Linked DNA regions of Homo sapiens: region 1 is linked to region 2. Evidence: read pairs that join two places in POLR2A ChIA-PET (ENCODE). Cell type or tissue: MCF 10A. All regions are shown on one strand. Links, peaks and the distances in the headings refer to the core of each region. The heading gives the core; the rest is flanking DNA.

Region 1 (7,509 bases), core at 1,131-5,130, 60 kb after region 2:
ATCAGCCCTTTAAAATGGAAATGAGATCTCGTCATTCCCCTGTTCAAAGATCTCAAATGGCTCCATACCACACTTGGAATAAAAGCCAGGCCTTTTACATTCCCTAGGAGACCCCATGTGATGTCCCCACCACCCACCAAGGGAACTGTCACTTTGGCCATGCTGGCCTCCTCTCAACTCCTCAGACCTCCAACAGCACTGGGACTGGGGGAGGCAAGAGGGGTACCCGGTGTGCAGGATTTATGGAGGCCTTTGCTTTCAGGATCATGCGAGTTTTCACAGGTTTTGCAGACGCTCATGTGGGCCTAAAAAATGGCACCCTATACCCTCTGAGGTCGTTGTCTGTGCTTTGGGAACAATTCTGACCTGGCACAAAAGATTCTTGGGCCTGAGGTTGAGGCCAGGTGCAGAAAATTCAAATAAGCTATGGAACTTTCTCTTCACTTATTTGATGACATTTATCAGGTAACAGTATTGAGCACCTACTGTATCCCTGCTGTAAGACCCTAACAAACCACCCAATAAGATTATTTTATATTTTATTTTATTTTATTTTTATTTTTAGAGATAGGGTCTTGCTCTGTCACCCAGGCTGGAGTGCAGTGGCCCGATCATAGCCAGGTTATATTTTAAAAAGATAGAACTGAGCTGGGCACGTGGCTCACGCCTATAAACCCAGCATTTTGGGTGGCCAAGGCAGGACCACTTGAGCCCAGGAGTTCAAGACCAGCCCTAGGCAACACAGTGAGACCCCCATCTCTACAAAAAATAGAAAAAAATATCTGGGTGTGGTGGCGCACATTTCTAGTCCCAAATACTTGGGAGGCTGAGGTGGGAGGATCACTTGAGCCTGGGAAGTTGAGGCTGCAGTGAGCCATGATTGCGCCACTGCACTCCAACCTGGGAAACAGAGCAATACACTATCTTTAAAAAAAAGCACTTTGTATAGGCCAAGCATCAGATCAGGTGCTTTATAACAATTACGTAATAAACAATGCCCATTCTTTGAGTTTTTGCCAAGTAGGTCCAGTTGGCAATTAGCAAACAATAAAAGCATAATTGACATCCCCATTGCACAGGTGAGGAAACAGGAACAAGTCACTGTCTTAAGGTTGCACAGCTAGGAAGTGATGGAGCTGGGATTTGAACCCACAGTGTCCTGTTTTTGCTTCATTCACCCTTTTCCCTTTACCCTTTGTTTTTGCCCTTTTCACTCATAGACAAGACTACCCTGTCTTTGAGCTGCATACAACATGTGTGAACCCATCTGAAAAAGAAAGGATTTTGTTGAAAAAGTTGAGATCAGTTGACCAGTCAAATCACTCCAAAGTCATTAGTTCCGGTCACCAGACATGGTTATAAGGAAGTGACTAAAACCAACAACAGCCTTTTGGCCTGTGACTATTTGCCGCTCTCAATTGTCTAGCAATCAGAGAACCAGCCTGTGGCAAAATGAAAATGATGTTTCAGGTCACGATTGAATTGAATTGAAATGTTTGTTCATCTTCTCTCCATTCTCAGCTGAATTTCCTTGTGTGTTAGCACAGGGGTCAGAAAACTTTTTCTGCAAAGGGCCAGAGGGTAAATATTTTCAGTTTATCAGGCCATATAGTCACTGTTCCAACAACTCAGCTCTGCCGTTATAGTTCAAAAGTAGCCAGAGATGACAGAGGAACAATTGGGCGTGGCTGTGTTCCAATAAAACTTATGCAGTCAATTCTCATTACTCATAGCAGTTATGTTCTATGAAGTTGCCATGAAGCCTGAATTGGCAAACACTCTTGGGGCAGGCAAGGTTGCCCTTGGTCACAATATCTTGTCAACTGATCAATACATAACTTCGTTTTATGTGTGCTTCTCTTTAAACATACCTTATTTAATATGCATAATTGATTCATTAACATTGAACTCAAGGCCAACAGCCCTATAACTCATCCCTGAACACAGCTCAGGTGTCAGATGAGCTAAAGCTACATGTATAAACATAGCTTCTCCTTAAGGCACGTATCGGCCTTGCTGTACTTTGGAACACTAGCCAGCATTTCTACACTACACTTGGGGGCCATTTTGTTTTAATTATTATTTTTTTGAGACAGTGTCTTGCTCCATTGCCCAGGCTGGAGTACAGTGGTACCATCACGGCTCACTGCAGCCTTGACTTCCCAGGCTCAAGCCATCATTCTACTTCAGCCTCCCAAAGCTGGGAATAGAGGTGCGCACCACCATGCCTGGCTAATTCTTTTAAAGAAATTTTTGTAGAGGCAAGGTCTCACTATGTTGTCCAGGCTGGTCTTGAACCCCTGGGCTCAAGTGATCTTCCTGTCTTGGCCTCCCAAAGTGCTGGCATTACAGGCATGAGCCACCATGCCTGGCCTTGGGGGCCATTTTAAATATTGAAATCACCAATAAAAAGCAACAAAATGTGAAAAACATGGCACTCAATAGACCACAGAAAAGACATTAGTTCAGTGTGAAACAAAGAGGCAGGGCATCGCCCTGTTTGGCCTCAGTGAGGAACACGTGCACTGGGCAACTTAAACTTTTCCCTGCTTTGTGCATGTCTAAGAATGATCACAGAAGCACCTCCAGAATTGCTATTGGGCTTAAAAATACAGTTCAGCCAGTAGCCAAATTTGCAAACTGAGAATCCGCAAACAATGAGGATATCCTACATGGACACTGAAATGTGAAGTTCGTGTAATTCTTATGTGTCACAAAATATTCTTCTGATTTTTTTTTTTTTTAGTCATTTAAAAATATAGAAAACATTCTTAGCTTGTAGGTTGTACAAAATTAGGTGGTGGGCCAGATTTGGCCTTTGGGCTGTAATTTGCTGACCCCTGACATAGCTGATCAACCTTCTTGTTTTTGAGATTTCTCATGGAAAAGGACGGCCTGGAGCCTTTGAACAGGGTCTGTGTCTTCCTCCTGTGTCAGCAATGGGTAAGTTTGGCTCTTCTCACATAGGTAGGAAAACGAATGTATCCCACATCCATTGTCTAATGCTAAGATGGTGAGGCAATAGCACCTCTTAAATACAGTGGGTAGCTCGCCTTACTTTCCAAATATAAGCAAGTAAAGGGTGAGCAGTTTTCTGAGAGCTCCCAGCACACTGAGTTATCTCCCAGTCATTGGCTCTGTCGTGACGATGTGAGGGCTAGAAGAATCAATGCATTATTTGAAGCCCAGCTTTTCCCTTTCTTAAAATTCCCTTCATCCTTGGAGTATCTATTAATAGAAGTTATAAATAAAAAAAGAAAAAGGAAATGCCAGTCTTGTAACTCCCAGAGACACATCCCTGCAGCCAGGACAATGAGGCCATTTATTCCAGCAATGGAGCCCGCTCTGAATGCCCAAAATGCTAACAGGAACTGGGGCGGGAATGCTAGAACTCGCTGAAATGCCTTCGCCTCCTAATTTTTTGCTTACCCATTGGCCCTTTTGTAAAGAGTTCTCAAGAAAAGCCCAGACATGTTGGAGGAGATCGTTCCCCAAAATGCTTCCCAAAATAGATACAGGATCAAAGTAAAAATAAAACTGATGTTTCTCCATAATCTGAGACAGCTTTCCAAGTTGGGGATGATTCAAACTTTTGTCTTCTCATCATGGGGGTTAAAAGCTGGCCAGCATCCTGGAAGGAGAATTTCAGTGGTGGGTATTCACTGATTCATTCATTCATTAACAAACATTGTCCAAACTTCTACCATCCACCAGGGACTCTGCCCAACTCTTAGGATGCAAGAGTGAATAGACCAGGCCAGACGCAGTGGCTCACACCTGTCATCCCAGCACTTTGGGAGGCTGAGGTGGGAGGATCACTTGAGCCCAGGAGTTCGAGACCAGCCTAGGCAACATGGTGAAACCCCGTCTCCACTAAAAATACAAAAATTAGCTGGGCATGGTGGTGCACGGTCTATAATCTCAGCTGAGGCATGAGAATCGCTTGAACCTGGGAGGCCGAGATTGCAGTGAGATGAGATCACGCCACTGCACTCCAGCCTGGGCAACAGAGGGAGACTGTCTCCAAAAAAAAAGTGACTAGACCATTGCCTCCTGGTTTTGCCATCTCTAGAATATCAGGGATAAAGGCCCAGTCCAACCTAGGTATCTAGAATCCTTTTAGGAGGGTTTTCTGAAAATTCCATCTTGTTTTCACTCAAGAGTTCAGAGATAGTCAAGTGACATATGCCTTAATCAATACACGACAGGAAACATCTGGAATCTCTCCCTTCTTTGCACTGAATCTTGCCAAAATAAAAAGTTAAACTTACTTTGATCAGTCAATCAAATCAACATGAGATTACATTAGTCTGGCAATTTTTTTCATTTTAAAAAACCCTCTAAATCTGTGTTTGTGAACACAGGAATTCATTCTTGCTCTGTTCTGTCTCTGAAACCTTGATGCTTTTGTTAAGGATGGTTTTGTGTCTGTTCTTCACTCTGCAAAATTTGCCTCTGGCCAAAATCAAGAATTAGCTGACTTAATTCCACCTAAAATCAGCTGATTTTCACAGCTTCTTTTATTTATTTATTTATTTATTTATTTATTTATTTATTTATTTATTTTTGAAACAGAGTCTCGCTCTGTCACCCAGGCTGGAGTGCAGTGGCACAATCTCACCTCACTGCAACCTCCACCTTTGGGGTTCAAGCGATCCTTCTGCCTCAGCCTCCTGAGTAGCTGGGATTACAGGTGCCCACCACCATGACCGGCTGATTTTTTACGTGTTTAGTAGAGATGGGGTTCCACCATGTTGCCCAGGCTGGTCTCAAACTCCTGACCTCAGGTGATCTGCCCACCTCAGCCTCCTAAAGTGCTAGGATTACAGGCATGAGTCACCACGCCCAGCCTGATTTTCACTGCTTCTGAGAAAATCTTCGGAAAGCAGAGGAGATTATTTTAAGAGCAATGGGATCTGGAGTTGCCAAAGAGCCTGCGATTCCCCCTGGTTAATCTATCTGTCTGGTAACAGAAAAGACTTAACCGTGGAAGGGAGACACCCTGACCTAAGCCAAGGTGGCCCTCTCAGTTTCTTTTGTAATAGCTGTACTGTCAACAGAGGCACGCAGCCCCAGGCCACTTTCTAAGACCCAAACCAGCCAGATATCTCTTTGACAACATCTATAGCTCTGCCTACACCACCCAATTCATGGAGAGAGAGTTTCTAAGTAATTTGCTACAAGAAGTAGATGTCTTCACTCCTGTGAGGCTGGCTGGAACGTAGGTGGGAGGCGGCCACTGGGACATCAGATCAAGTTTGGTTTCTCCCTGATCACGGGCCGTTAGCAAATTTGAAAGATTTCTTGGCCAGGCACGGTGGCTCACTCCTGTAATCCCAGCACTTTGGGAGACCAAGGCGGGCGGATCACGAGGTCAGGAGATCGAGACCATCCTGGCTAACACGTGAAACTCTGTCTCTACTAAAAATACAAAAAAAATTAGCCCAGCGTGGTGGCGGGCGCCTGTAATCCCAGCTACTTGGGAGGCTGAGGCAGCAGAATGGCGTGAACCAGGGAGGTGGAGCTTGCAGTGAGCCGAGATAGTGCCACTGCACTTCAGCCAGGGTGACAGACAGTGACTGTCTCAAAAAAAAAAAAAAAAAAGAAAAGAAAAGAAAGATTTCTTAAGCAATAATTCCTACTCAATATGGTTGGACAAATTTAAAACCTGAATTCTGAGTCACGTAGTATCTAGAGCCTCACAGAAAGAGAATGGAATACAAATTTCATAACTTGACACATTTGTGGGAGATACCTGGAGTTGGTAAGAACCTAAAGAAAGGGGCTGCTCATAGACTATGGAAATAAAAATTGGTATTGCCTTAAACAAAAGAGGCTCCACAATGTTCATCAAAATGTAAAAGCACACATAGTCTTTGCTCAGAAATTCTGTTTAGAGCAAGGGTCTGTGAACTGCAGAGATGGTAAAAGCACAGGGCCCGGGCCAGGCGCGGTGGCTCATGCCTGTAATCCCAGCACTTTGGGAGGCCCAGGCAGCTGATCACCTGAGGTTGGGAGTTCAAGACTAGCCTGACCAACATGGAGAAACCCCATCTTTACTAAAAATACAAAAAATTATCCGGGCGTGATGGCTCATGCCTGTAATCCCAGCTACTCAGGAGGCTGAGGCAGGAGAATGGCTTAAACCCGGGAGGCAGAAGTTGCGATGAGCCGAGATCACGCCATTGCACTCCAGCCTGGGCAACAAGAGCAAAACTCTGTCTCAAAAAAAAAAAAAAAAAAGTACAGGTCCTGCAGCCAGCTTCTGTACAGCCCAACAACTAAAAACGGTCTTTACATTTTTACATGATTTTTAAAAATTGAAGAATATTTTATACCCAAAATGCTAACACGAGCCAAGGCAGGAACGATAGAATTTGCTGCAATCACACTGAAGATGATAGAAACTCCCATTTTAGTGTCCATAAGTGAGGTTTGATTGGCACATGCACAGCCGTGCCTTATTTGTTTATGTATTTTCTGCAGAGTTGAGCCTTGGCAGCAGAGACCTTCTGACCTGCAAAGCCTGAAATATTTACACCCTGCTTCTTTCTAGAAAGGGTCGGTTGACCTCTGTTTTCTAGGAATGTATTCTAAGGAAACTATAGAAAAGCAATGCCCATCACTGAAGGACTGGTTAATGAATGATGAGGCCATTTAGAAGTATTCTGCAGAGCTATAGAGAAGGATGTCTATTGCTGGACAGAGATGACCATCATTGTTTTTACTTTTTTGGTTTTTACTTTTTTTGGTCCTTCTGCTAAAAAGTCACCTGCCACCTACACTGCTTGATGTTGCTGATTCTTGCAAGATGTGCTTTCTGTATTATTCAGAAATATTCAATGCTGATATCAAGAGCAATAAAAACAAATGGAATGAAAGAAATTCATAAGAAGTGTTAATTATAGATAGTGAGTGAGTTAGGGAGGCATGAGCATGCTGGATGCAGGCAGAATAGAGGGGCAAGTGTGCTAGGCATAGAGAATAGGGTGGGAGAGTGAGTGTTATTTGTAGATAAGAAGAAATGGGAGGCCCCAGCAAACCTGAAAGATTCAGAAGACACTGATCCCATCTCCTTGAAATTGATAGTTGTGCCTTTTGTAAATTCTGGCCCCAGATGTCGTCGGCCCAAGATTGACAGATGAAATCGGTGGCTGCTCGGCAGGTTCTCTGTGAGTTACAGCTGCGTGCAGATGTTCTCCCCCAACTCTATGCAGAGCCAGGTGTGCGTTGGCTCCAGGCACCTCCTGGGTGCTGAGTCCATTGCCCACCCTCAGCTCTGGTCCTTGTAACCACACTGTCAGCGAGGAAAGTGATGATGCAGGAAGAGAGAGAGAGAGAGAAAGGGAGGGAAGGAGGGAGGGAGGAGGGAAGGAAGGAAGGGAGGGAGAAAGAAAGAGAGAGAGAAAGAAAGAAAGAAAGAGAGAGAAAGAGAGAGAGAGAAAGAAAGGAAGAAGAAAGAAAGAAAGAAAGAAAGAAAGAAAGAAAGAAAGAAAGAAAGAAAGAAAG
Region 2 (7,509 bases), core at 1,456-5,455:
CACGGGTGTCCTCAGAGGCTGCTGGCTCGGCCGTGCTTGTCTACCAGAGCCCTCTGTTGCCCCGAGGCCCCTGGGAAGGGTCAGTGCTCACTATGATTATAGTTCCTGTCTGCGCTGGTGTCCATAGCCATTAAAAAACACATCCCCAGCGGCTGCCACCCTTGCAGCCGCCCACACTCTGTCCAGGGGGCACACAGGGCTCTGTAACCCCGCATGACACCTCAATTTGGGACAAAGTCTCAACATTCCCCCCAGCCAGCCCCCGTCTGGCTGCAGATGTCCTTTGCAGCTGACCTTCCTCTCCGCCCACATCGCTGCTCTCCAGGGAGGGGCACATGCTTTTTCAAAATGAGATGTTGGGATAGAAGTGCAAGAACATCATTTCCAGGAAAGACGAGTCTCTACCAGGTGTGCCCAGACAGACAGGTCCTCATAGGCACGCAGAGCTAGGAAAGGAACAATTGCCCTCCATGAGTGGGCCTGGCCGCTGAGACACCAGGCCATTGACCCCTCCCATGCTGGACTCAGCTCCAGCTTCTGTGGCCACATTCCTCCCATTGTGTTATCTTTTGGGACTTGGTGATCCCTACAAAGGCTGGCCAATGTGCTGAGGGCTTTCCAGACATTCTATCTATGTACACATGAAATAACCATAAGAGGTAGTAGTGTTGAACCAATGTTTCCACAGTTGGGAACCAAAGTGCAAAGAAAAGCAGAGAACTTGACCAAAGTCACAGAGATGTGGGTTGAGGGAGTGGAGTCACGGTTTGAATTTAGGTCTGGTGGCCACCACCCCAGCCTTGTGATCACAGAACACCCAAGAGCTCCTTCCTACTTGGTCCAGATGCACTGTCCAAGCTCAGTACAGGGCCCCAGGCAGCCACCACTGAGCAATAGGACCGTCATCTCCAAGAGGGAGGGACATGATCTGGCCTAGGGCAACAGCACCTCCCACAGTGTGTGGCACTGAATGGGAATTCAGTAAATACTTATGGAGGGAAGGGAGGAAGGAAAACAGGGAGGGAAGAGGAAGAAGGAAGGAAGGAAGGAAAGAAAGAAAGAGAGAGAGTGAGAGAGGGAGGGAGAGAGAGAAAGAAGGAAGGAAAGAAAGAGAAAGAAAGAGGGAAGTAGAGAGAGAGAGAAAGAGAGAAAGAAAAAGAAAGAAGGAAAGAAAGAAAGAAAGAAAAGGAAAGAAAGGAAAAGAGGGAGGGAGGGAAGGAAGAGAGAAAGAAAAAGGAAAGAAATAGAGAAAGAAAAAGAAAGAGAGAGAGGGAGGGAAGGGAAGAGAAGAGAAGGGAAGGGAAGGGAGGAAGGAAGAAAAGGAGGAAGGGAAGGAAGGTGAGGAATATATCCCCCAGTGAAATGAACACGATGGCGAAGTGCCACTTTGGGCGCAGGGTTGGGCGAGTGGAGTGCCTCTTCCATACCCTCCCCTTCTGCGAACTGGATTCTAGAAGAATTCATAGCCACACGATGGAGCCTGGGACCCTGAGTCCCTGCCTCAGGAACATCTACCGAGGCTGTTACATGGCCACGAAATGAACCGCATTGGGTTGGAGCCATCATACATTGGGGTCTATTTGTGACAGCAGGGCAGCCCACCCTGACTCATGGAACAGGAGCGGGAGAAGCTCCCTGCCCTCTGGGGCCCTAGGTGCCGCTCAGCAGCTCCGGGCTCTGAGCCAGTGAGCCGGTGTACCACGCAGACGGCTTGATTTTTCTTCCCACCCGAGCACGGGACGGACAGTCTGCACTGGGCGGGCAAGAGCATGGCTGAGTTAATGGGTTCTTGGGTGAAACTTTCAGAGGGACACAGGCCACTGTTGAACTCAAGTTCTTTTTGTAAGCTCTAGCCCAGCGGTCCCCAACCTTTGTGGCCCAGCGGTCCCCAACCTTTGTGGCACCAGGGACAGGTTTTGTGGAAGACAATTTTTCCACGGCCCAGGGCGGAGGGTGAGGTTTTGGGATGAAGCATCAGTCAGTCGTTAGAGTCTCGGAAGGAGCGCACAACTAGATCCGTCGCGTGCGCAGTTCACAGTAAGGGTTCGCGCTCCCGTGAGGATCTAAGGCCGCCACTGATCTGGCTGGAGGTGAAGCTCAGGCGGTGATGCTCGCCCGCCCGCCGCTCACCTCCTGCTGTGCGGCCGGTTCCTAGGAGGCCACAGAGCAGTCGGTCGCAGCCCAGGGGTTGGGGACCCGCTCTAGCCCCATCTGACCTGTAATATTGTTCCGGCTCGCCTTTCCGTGCATTGCAGTTTCCCTTTGAAATTCACCATTTGCCAAGGGACAAGGGCCCCTCTTTAAAGGCAGAAACATATCAGGAGCTATTTTAGATCAGGTTCCCTAGGAACAGGGCAAGCGGCTTGTTGGGGTGCTCTCAGGAGAAGAACAACCTCTAAGGGAGAGAAGGAAGCAGGAGAGGGAGAGGAAGAGGCCAAGCACAGCTCCGGCTCAGCTGGAATCTACAGCCAGCCTGACCCACGGGGAGCTCTGGGGCATGAATGGCCACACGTGGTGTCTTCCTACCTTGAGGCAAAGGAGCGGGCTTTTGTATCCCCATCGGGTCATGGGTGCTCAGGGGAGAAAGCTCAGGGGAGAAAGCATGTCTCTCTACCCCGGCATCTCCAGGCAAACGGCGTCAATCCCTGAAGGACAATTGTCTTAGGAAGATTGCATGTGAAGCTCTTATCCACAGCCCTAGAGCTGCGGGGGATGCATGTGCCGTCTACAGAGGGACGTCTGGGCAGGGAACTTAGAGCATATGCTCTAAGAGTATTGGTGAGCGCCCTGGGGACGGGGATGAAGAGAATGCAGAGAGAGAGCCGGTGCATGCTGGCCAGACACTTGCTGGGTACTCCATGCTATTTCATTTGACCTTCACGACAGTTCAAAGGAAGCTTCTATCATTGTTATTGTTCCATTCTACAGATGTGGATATTGAGTCTTAGAAAGATAAAAGGATTTTTCTAAGGTCCCTTTCTAGAGGTTGAAAGAAGCAGAGCAGGAATTTGAACTCAGGCCGATCTGACTCTGGATCTGTTACCACTGCAGAGCTCTGCCTCCCCGATGCCAGAGAGCAGCGTGGCGGGTCTGCGCTGGGTCAGAGCAGAGCAAGGCAAGGTCTCTTAGCCCCTTGACGCTTCCATACCAGAGTTGGCCTGGCCTTTGTCTCCAGGCTCGGCACCAACCAGGAAAGCTGCTAGCAGAGCCGCTGGTCTGGCCAGAGACTCCACCCAGTTGTTGCAGACAGGGTGGGGTGTGTGGTCCAGTAGCCCAGTTCCTCTCACTGGGGATCCTCAGCTGCAGCTGCCTTACAGGTTGTGCAGTCACTTCTGACTCAGAGGCTGCCCAGCCTCCCGGTTTGCTGATTCTGCAAAATAAACAGTCCTGAGCTGCTGCTTGCTTCATTTGGAATGCCTGGTCTTCCTGGGAGTGGTAGAGGACAAGAGTACGTTTAGGACGCTGTGAGAAATTCACTGACGGAACTGGTCTCCCCCAAACTGCAAAATATGGTGCTGAGGGTGTGCTCCCAGGGAAGCTACACTAGGCAGACTCTCAAGCTAGACTGCCTGGGCTCAAATCCCAGGCCCATCTCTCAGCAGCCACATGGCCCAGGGCAAGTCACTGAGCCTCCCTGAGCCTGTGGATAATCAAAGGCACTTTCCTTGAGGAGTTTTTGCAAGAGTTAATTGAGATAATTCATGGAAGGTGCTTAGTGCTTATTAATTTTTATAATCATGATTTTAAAAAGCAATTCTCCTTGCATTTAATTCAACAAGGTTTCTGGAAGACCTTATTTTAAAGGATCTCCCAGCCTTGTGAGAGAGACAGGTCACTGGAAAATCTATGAAATTTGGCTAAGGCCAAAAGGACACCCCCTCCTTTATCAAAGTACTTTAGAGATGTTATTTCATTATGTCCTGGCCTCCATGGGTTCTGAAGAGAAGTTAGAAGTAATTAGCATGTAACGGGCTGTTTTTCCTCTGGCTGATTTTAGGATCTTCTCTTCATGTTTGACTATAGTGTGCCTAATTATTGTTGTTGTTTTCGTCCTTCTTGGGGTTCACTGATCTTCTTGAATCTGTAAATGTATGTCTTTCATCAGATTTGCAACATTTCAGATATCGTTTATGATTTTTTTTTTTTTTTTTTTTTGAGATGGAGTCTGGCTCTGTCACCCAGGCTGGAGTGAAGTGGTGTGATCTCGGCTCACTGCAACCTTTGCCTCCTGGGTTCATGCCATTCTCCTGCCTCAGCCTCCCGTGTAGCTGGAAATACAGGCGCCCGCCACCATGCCTGGCTAATTTTTTGTATTTTTTAGTAGAGACCGGGTTTCACCGTGTTAGCCAGGATGGTCTTGATCTCCTGACCTCGTGATCCGCCCACCTCGGCCTCCCAAAGTGCTGGGATTACAGAAGTGAGTCATCGCACCAGGCCATGATTTTTTTTTTTACCCTATTTTCTATGTCATCTCCTTCTAGGTCTAGAAGAGTCAGTGTTAGACCTTTCAATGTTGTCCCATAGGTTGCAGAGGCTCTAGTTCAAATTTTTCAAATCCTCTTCCCCTGTTTTCAGATTGGATAATTTCTATTTATTTATCATCAAAACAAGTGACTCTTCTGCCATTGCCAATCTTGTTGTTAAGCTCCTCCAGTGAATTTAAAAATTCAGATTTTTTTATTTCTAGAATTTCTATTTAGTTCCTTTTTTATAGTTTTTGTTTTTCTGCTGAGATTTCTTACTTGTTTATTACATGCTTACTGTCATTTATAATCCTTGAGCATACGACTGGCATAAAATCCTTGTCTGGTCTGGGCACGGTGGCTCATGCCTGTAATCCCAGCACTTTGGGAGGCCAAGGCAGGTGGATCACCTGGTCAGGAGTTCAAGACCAGCCTGGCCAACATGGTAAAACTCTATCTCTATTAAAAATACCAAAATTAGCCAGGCATGTTGGTGGGCACCTGTAATCCCAGCTACTTGGGAGGCTGAGGCAGGAGAATTGCTTGAACCCAGGAAGCAGAGGTTGCAGCAAGCTGAGGATTGCGTCATTGCACTCCAGCCTGGGCAACAGAGTGAGACTCCATCTCAAAAAAAAAAAAAAAAATCTTTGTCTGGTCATTTCAGTTCTAGGTTATTAAGAGGTTGTTTTCCATCAATTGCCTTTTTTCTTAAGCATGGGTCACATTTACCTATTTTTTTTTGAAGGCTTACTAATTTTTAGTTGCATTCTAAATATTATGAATTGTATATGTAGAGATTCCAGATGCTGTTGTGTTTCTCTGAAGAATATTTATTTATTATTTATTTTCTAAAGCATACAGTTAACTTGGCTAGACTCAAACTATAAAATTGATCCCTTCTGCAGTGGTCCATGGCTAAAATATCTGTTAAGTTCTTTTACCTTGCTGGACTTCTTGGATTCTGACTTTCAGTCTTTTCAGGGATTAGCTAGAGACCAGGTCAAATTTTAAACAAATAAGTTAGGGCTCCTTCTCTCTGCTTCTCTCTGTTTTGGAATTCCTCCTTCCTTTGAAGTAATTTGAGAATGTGATTGTCCCAAACTCCAGCCTATGGTTCTTCAACTCAGTGAAACTGTGGCTTTTTTGTCATAGCTTTAACCCTCTTGTTCTAGAAGTGGGTCTTGGGCTATGATCTATATCAAAGGCAAAAAACTACACAATGAGAAAGTCACCCTGGTTATTCCAAGTGTCAGCTGCCTTCCAGTTTCTGCCTAGTTTTGCTCACTGCCCAGTGCTCTCAGGGAATCGTTACTCATGCTTTGTCCAGCATCTGTGGTTGTCACCAGAAGCCAGAAGTCCACACCATCTCATTTCACCTCTGCATGGGATGAGCATATGGACACTCAGAGAGGTGAAGCAAAGCACCCAGTGCTTCCCAGCTGTGATGAGCTTCTTAGAAATATTTGCTGAGTGTCTACATCCTGCCAGGCACTGTGCTGGGTCCTGGCAACACAGCCATGAGCTACTTCGACAAAGTCCTTCCACCCAGGGTACTTACATACTGGTAGCAAAATTGGATGATAAGCTAGTAAACCCTCTAATAAATAGGATAACCATGGAGGATGGTAAGTAGGCCAGGATACGACTGTGAGGGAGAGGAGACAGCTTTGGTTTGGTGGTCAGGCAGGTGACATTTTAGATGAAATAAGAATGAAGTGAAGGGATGAACCTGTGGATTTCTAGGGAAAAGCTTTCCGTGCAGAACACCATCCAGAGCAAGGCTATACGAGGGACAAGTTTGGATTGCTGCATTCAAGGAAGAAGGAGGAGGTCTGTGTGGCTGCAGCCGTGTGAGCCAGGGCGAGAGGAAGGACATGGAGCAGGCAGGGACAGACGCTTTCCTCTCTGATATGGTTTGGCTGTGTCCCCACCCAAATCTCATTTTGAATTGTAGTTCCCATAATCTTCACATGTCGTGGGAGGGACCCAGTGGGAGGTAATTGAATCATGGGGGCAGGTTTTTCCTGTGCTGTTCTCGTGATAGTGAATAAGTCTCATGAGATCTGATGGTTTTATCAAGGGCAGTTCCCCTGCACACGCTCTGTTGCCTGCCACCATGTGGGACATGTCTTTGTTCCTCCTTCACCTTCCACCATGATTGTGAGGCCTCCCCAGCTATGTGGAACTGTGAATCCATTAAACCTCTTTTTCTTTGTAAATTGCTCAGTCTTGGGTGTGTCTTTATTAGCAATGTGAGAACAGGCTAAAACAACCTCCTTCCTCTACAGCTTCTCTGTGCTCCCACTCCTAGAACTTATCGCCTTCCCAGCTGCACCCAACCCCAAGGACCACTTTTGCAGCAACCAAGTGAAGATTTAGGAGCCTGGAGAATCTGATGGCTTGAATCTTTGAGCTCCTCCTCTCTTTCTAAGCCCATAGAGAAGGTTGAGAGAATTGAATGAGACAACACACGTCAGGCACTAAGAACGTATGTGTTTAAAAAGTCAGTACAACAATAGATGCTGGAGAAGATGTGGAGAAATAGGAATGCTTTTACACTGCTGGTGGGAGTGTAAATTAATTCAACCATTGTGGAAGACAGTGTGGTGATTCCTCAAGGATCTAGAACCAGAAATACCATTTGACTCAGCAATCCCACTATGGGTATATACCCAAAGGATTATAAATCATTCTACTATAAAGACACATGCACATGTATGTTTATTGCAGCACTGTTCACAATAGCAAAGAGTTGGAACCAATCCAAATGCCCATCAATGATAGACTGGATAAAGAAAATGTGGCACATATACACCATGGAATACTATGCAGCCTTAAAAAAGGATGAGTTCATGTCCTTCGCAGGGACATGGTTGAAACTGAGAAACCATCGTTCTCAGCAACCTAAAACAAGAACAGAAAACCAAACACCACATGTTCTCACTCACAAGTGGGAGTTGAACAATGAGAACACATGGACACAGGGAGGGGAACATCACACACCAGGGCCTATCAGGGAGTAGGGGGCTAGGGTTGATGGGTACAG

What was found. Peaks named below come from ENCODE experiments on the same cell type or tissue, not always from the same donor. Only the 100,000 strongest peaks of a DNase experiment are listed, where the experiment ranks them.
Region 1: POLR2A ChIA-PET joins it to region 2 with 5 read pairs; 3 of 35 experiments call an interaction of 5 or more read pairs at or near these places.

What each region holds. Positions count from the first base shown.
Region 1 is chr20:56,931,807-56,939,315 of GRCh38, forward strand. No RefSeq gene overlaps it. Among named protein-coding and RNA genes, the nearest start is that of BMP7-AS1, 280 kb to the right of the region's middle. In MCF 10A, for the core only: no CTCF peak of the experiment used is centred there; no DNase peak of the experiment used is centred there.
Region 2 is chr20:56,871,907-56,879,415 of GRCh38, forward strand. No RefSeq gene overlaps it. Among named protein-coding and RNA genes, the nearest start is that of TFAP2C, 250 kb to the left of the region's middle. RefSeq lists enhancers at 197-729, 3,339-3,984. In MCF 10A, for the core only: no CTCF peak of the experiment used is centred there; a DNase peak (open chromatin) is centred at 3,335.